2 separate regions of the Homo sapiens genome follow, and region 2 is linked to region 1. A link is an interaction called in ENCODE POLR2A ChIA-PET data of the cell type or tissue named here. Cell type or tissue: endothelial cell of umbilical vein. All regions are shown on one strand. Links, peaks and the distances in the headings refer to the core of each region. The heading gives the core; the rest is flanking DNA.

Region 1 (2,919 bases), core at 308-2,807:
CAGCAAAAGGCTAAAGATCTCTAACATGGATCAAGCATAACATATTCATTTCAACTTTCACAATAAGACAGGCAAACATGTTTGAAATGATTTACCCCTGCTGACCGCTCAGTTAGAAAAGAGGATTCAAAGACAGTCTTTGGCCTCTAAACATGCTGTATAATCCCATGGCGAAAAATAATTTCCTAATTGATTATATCGAGCCTTTTTAATTTTAGCTTATTTGCCCACATTTAAACTTTAACCTTCTACCATAAAATCAAGTCAGTAGTACTCCTAGAAACAACATAGAGATTATTAAGGGGTACATTACTAAGACAGTAATTACTAGATTAAAAGGGGCAATTTTTAGTGGAACACTGGTAAACCAGATTCGTAAGACTTGTTATATAGGTATATATTTCCATGAGAGAAGTCTAGAAACTATATACCATAGACTAGTTTTCATCTAAAGAGAATGCCTACATAAAGCTTTGTTTCCCAAAATGTCCTTTGTTCCATTACACGTTATTAGGTATTTCTAGGTGTTCAGTGATAAAATACATTTGAGAAATGTATAAAATACATTTGAGAAATACACTGGATTGAATAAACAAACCAAAACCAAAACCAAAACCAAAACCAAAACAAAAAAAAACCCCCAAAACAAACAAACGGCCAGGCACAGTGGCTCACATCTGTAATCCCAGCACTTTGGGAGATCAAGGTGGGAGGACTGCTTGAGCCCACGAGGTCAAGACCAGCCTGGGCAACATAGCGAGACCCTGTTTCTACAAAAAATAAAAAAATGAGCTGGGTGTGGTGGCACGTGCCTTGGTCCCAGTTATTGGGGGAGCTGAGATGGGAGGATTGCTGGAGCCCAGAAGGTCTAGACTGCAGTGAGGCACGACTGCACCACTGCACTCCAGCCTGGACAGAGTGAGACCCTGTCTCTAAATAAAATATTAGGACATCTCAGAGTACTTAAGTTGCAAATGTGCACGGAGAGAGGAGATATAGTATGTATTGATAATATTTCCTAACATCTGTAATTATATCCTGGAAAACCTATGGGCTGGAACACCACACTGGTCTAGAAAAATCTCTCTTATACACTTGGGAGAACTTAAATCTGTCTCACCTTCTCTGATAACATCATGTGCCTGGCACATAGTATAGTTTGCTAGTCCATAAATGTTGGCTGAATCAATCAATTAGCCTAAAGAAATAAGACTGACCACTGACAGTCTAACTGAAAACTGACTCAAGAATGACAATAGACATCATGGCATACCCTAGGTTTTTGGTAATTTTGTTCAGCAGTTCTGGCTTCTGCTTTTTAACCACGTCCATGACAGCGTTATACACGTCACATATCTTCACACCTAATAACAAGACACAAAGGAGATATTAAAGTATCTTTTAGGAAAAAAACTCAGTAACATTTTAAAATCAAAATTTATGTCCCCTAAAGCAGTGTTTCTCAAAGTGTGAACTAAACAGTCCACTCACTTTTTTTTTTTGAGACAAGGTCTCACTCTGTCACTCAGGCTGGAGTGCAGTAGCATGATTACGGATCACTGCAGCCCTGACCTCCCAGACTCAATGATCCTCCCACCTCAGCCTCCCAAGTAACTGGGACTATAGGCACACACCACTATGCCCAGCTAATTTTTTATTTTTTGTAGAGACATGGTCTGCCATGTTGCCCAGGCTGGTCTCAAACTGGACTCAAGCAATCCTCCCACCTTGGCTTCCCAAAGTGCAGGAATTATAGGTGTAAATCACTCCACCTGGCCCCATTCTTTTTTTTTTGGATGGAGTCTCACTCTGTTGCCCAGGCTGGAGTGCAGTGGCGTGATCCTACTTCACTGCAAGCTCCACCTCCCGGATTCACGCCTTTCTCCTGCGTCAGCTTCCCGAGTAGCTGAGACTACAGGTGCCTGCCACCACGCCCGGCTAATTTTTTTGTATTTTTAGTAGATGGGGTTTCGCCGTGTTAGCCAGGATGGTCCTGACCTCATGATCCGCCTACCTTGGCCTCCCAGAGTGCCGGGATCACAGGCTTGAGCCACCATACCCGGCCCCGATCCCATTCTTAATCATACTATTTGAGAATCACTGATCTAGGAGGACAGTGGTCTTAATAAAATACTTTAAGAGTTGATAAATGGTATCACATTAAAGTTATTATACATTTTCAAAAACAGATCCTTGTGGTGGGCCTGTTCCATTTATCACTAAATGGGTGAATTATTGTTATGAGGGCTGTGGCCTTAATTTTTCAGGATCTAGACTATGAATGGGTATGTCAAGCTAAAAAGTAGTCTAGATATGGTGGCCTCAGAGGGATCTTTATCTTCATTAAACTATCTATGGCTATGATTTCCAATAGGACTTCTTAAGACCGACTTAGAGATAATGTGGAAGAATGGTGTCTGGAAGCTCAGTATCCTTCGTATCGTTTTGATGTAGGATTAACAGTATATATCCTGTAGGTAGAGATACTAGTTCTCAGAACTTTCTATAACTAAGGAATAGTAATAAGGCCAAGGTATTTTGTGATGATCTGGACACAGAGGGCCTAACAAGTCAGAGAGGTTTCTATAAACATCAATGTAAACCACAATGATCACTCATGCTTGAAAGAAATGCAGATTCAAGACCTAGATGCTAGGATGATTCAACATTTGTAAATCTTATTCTGTTTTTAATATGAGAGCCTCAGAGACATAAACATAACACTAATGACATTTCTTTTTTGAGAGAAGGTCTCAACTCTATTGCCCAGGCTGGAGTGCAGTGGCGCAATCATAGCTCACTGCCGAGGTATAATCGCAACTCACTGCAGCCTTGACCATTCAGGCTCAAGTGATCCTCCTCAACTTCAGTCTGAGTAGCTGGGACCACAGGCGTGCACCACTATGCCCAACTAATTGT
Region 2 (2,919 bases), core at 272-2,771, 150 kb before region 1:
GGAGCTATACAAGGTATTCACCACATGGGGAAACTCTAACATAATTTTTAAAGAAAATATAATTCTGGTAATTAAGGGGGAAAAAATGGAAATAGATTATTACCACATTGTTGGGTTAGCCTTGTCCAAAGATCACTGATATGGGTTGGGGAACACCATAAACATACCTACTACCAAAGAATAGGTAGCAATAGCTCCTATACTGAGCCAATGGCATCAATCAATAATTGGTTCTGTAATATTCTATCAGAAAGAATTACAAATATTAGTATTTAGGGATATTTTTGTAAATTCTAAGCCATTTGATTGAAAATGGCTCCACGAAGAAAAAATACATTAAATGTACATACTTATTTTAAGAGGAATAAAATTTGACATCTTAATGAAATGTTGCATATTAAGGGAAAAAGTGGTGTGTCTTGATGGTTTCATTAGGAAACTATCTTAACACAAAACCAGACATTTCATGGGAAGACAATTTGAAAATGCACCTGAAAACTTTCTCAGTCAAAAAGAATCTAGTCTGTAACAGGCAGGTTGCTTGAGTCCTAGATCAATCATCAATTCTGAAACTTGACTGGATTCAAGACTGTTTTAAGAAAGGGAAAAAAAAAATCCCTGGCTTTTCTTGTTTATATGCCTCAGTCTCCCAAGTAGCGTGGATTACAGGTACACGATACCAAGCCAAGCTAGTTTTTGTAATTTTAGTAGAGATGGGATTTCACCATGTTAGCCAGGCTGGTCATGAGCTCCTGGACCTCAAGTGATCCACCAGCCTCACCCTCCCAAAGTGCTGCAATTACAGGCATGAGCCACCGTGTGCAGCCACAAATAACTTTAACATTACTCATTTGTCATGGTATTCAACAATACACATACTCCCATATGTCAGTGTTGATCTTTACCAAAGATAAAATTTTAAACTGACAATGTGGTGCAATTTTATTTTTTAAAAAACTAAAATTGAGGCTGGGCATGGTAGCCCATGCCTGTAATCCCAGCACTTCCGGAGGCCGAGGCAGGTGGATTGCCTGAGATCATGAGTTAAGAGACTAGCCTGGCCAACATGGTGAAACCCGGTTTCTACTAAAATACAAAAAAATCAGCAGGGTGTGGTGGCATGCACCTGTAGTCCCAGCTACTCAGGAGGCTGAGGCACTGCTTGAACCTGGGAAGCAGAGGTTACAGTAAGCCAAGATCGCACCACTGCATTCCAGCCTGGGAGACAAAGCGAAACTCTCTCTCAAAAAAAAAAAAAAAAAAAAAAAAAAACTGAAATTGAGTCACATGCAGTGGCTCTCATGTGTAATCCCAGCACTTTGGAAGGCCAAGGCAGGCAGATCGCTTGAGCCCAAGAGTTCAAGACCAGCCTGTGAGACAAAGAAAAAAAAATTGCTGGGAGCAGTGGCTCATGCCTGTAATCCCAGCACTATGGGAGGCCGAGGAGGGCAGATCATGAGATCAGGAGTTCAAGAATAGCCTGGCTAATATGATGAAACCCCATCTCTACTAAAAATACAAATATTAGCTGGGCATGGTGGCACATGCTTGTAGTCCCAGCTACTTGGGAGGCTAAGGCAGGAGAATCGCTTGAACCCAGGAAGCAGAGGTTGCAGTAAGCCAAGACCGCACCACTGCACTCCAGACTGGGAACAGAGCGAGACTCTTTCTCAAAAAAAAAAAAAAAAGAAGAAAAAGAAAGGGGAAAAAAAATTACATATTTTTAAAATTCTCATTTTATCAACATAGAAGAGTAAGAAGTTCTTTCACTTACAATAAAATTCCTTTTAAGGAACAGATATGATTGCTAGGCAACAGAGTGAAGGTGCATTTCAGAGAACTGGGAACTATTTCTATCTTGGTTATAGTTATGGTTATATGACTATGCATTTTGTAAATCAAATCTGATGTAGGAATTATACACCAAAAGGGTGAATTTTATTGTGTGTTTTCTATGCTGACTCCAATTTCTATCTTTCCATTCACTTGAAATCTGTGTAAGATTTCTGCCTTTAACAGTACCTACCTTTGTCAAAGGTCACCAATGACACCGCTAATTCAAAAAGACGTTTTCTAAATTCTCATACTACTTCAACTATTAGTGACATGAAAGACCTTGTTTGCCTTTCTACTCTTTTGACATATATTCATACAGTTTCCAAGATACTTCATGCTTCTCCATTTTTTTCATTTTGGCATTTTCAATCTCCTTTGCTCATTTCTTCCTTACCGCCACATTCTTTAAAGGTCACAGTACCCCCAGAATCTCTCTTCTGTTTCCAATCATCCAGTATTGCGGTTTTATAAACTCTAAGCAGATGACTCCCTTAGAACCATATAAACAACTGCTTACTTAATATCTCTCCAAACGGATCAACTTTAACATGTCCACAACTGATTTATGATATCTGCTCCTCACCTTAGCTCCTCCCAATCACTGTCACTGTAAATTCCATAATTCCAGTTGTCCAGACAAAAACGCTGGCCACATCTGATTCCTCTCTCAAGCCTCACAACATAAGCAAATTTCTCAGCAACACCTTTAAGATCCATCTGCTTTTCATCACTCCCATTGCCATTTCTCTGGTCCCACCAAAAATCACTGCTTCTCTGAACAGCCACCCATTATCTTTCTCAGTAAGAGTGATCTTGTTAAAATATGAGTAAGACCCTCCCATTCTCTTCACAAAGCCCTCTAATAGCTTCCCATCTCATTCAAAGTAAAAGCTAAAGACATTATGCCTTATGCGTCACGTGATGTCTTTAACCCAACCCCTTTTCTCTGAGGCCATCTATTTCTGGTTTTTTTTTTTTTTTGGAGACAGAGTTTTGCTCTTGTTGTCCAAGCTGCAGTGCAATGGGCACAATCTCAGCTCACTGTAACCTCCACCTCCTGCATTCAAGTGATTCTCCTGCCTC

Evidence for each region. Peaks named below come from ENCODE experiments on the same cell type or tissue, not always from the same donor. Only the 100,000 strongest peaks of a DNase experiment are listed, where the experiment ranks them.
Region 2: POLR2A ChIA-PET joins it to region 1 with 5 read pairs; 3 of 35 experiments call an interaction of 5 or more read pairs at or near these places.

Annotation. Positions count from the first base shown.
Region 1 is chr14:21,365,166-21,368,084 of GRCh38, forward strand. It overlaps SUPT16H (SPT16 homolog, facilitates chromatin remodeling subunit), which reads right to left. Exons shown (of 26, transcript NM_007192.4): 8 at 1,274-1,364. Among named protein-coding and RNA genes, the nearest start is that of SUPT16H, 17 kb to the right of the region's middle. In endothelial cell of umbilical vein, for the core only: no CTCF peak of the experiment used is centred there; no DNase peak of the experiment used is centred there.
Region 2 is chr14:21,217,437-21,220,355 of GRCh38, forward strand. All of the region lies in intron 5 of HNRNPC (heterogeneous nuclear ribonucleoprotein C), which reads right to left. Among named protein-coding and RNA genes, the nearest start is that of LINC00641, 12 kb to the left of the region's middle. RefSeq lists an enhancer at 1,264-1,807. In endothelial cell of umbilical vein, for the core only: no CTCF peak of the experiment used is centred there; no DNase peak of the experiment used is centred there; H3K27ac peaks cover 991 bases.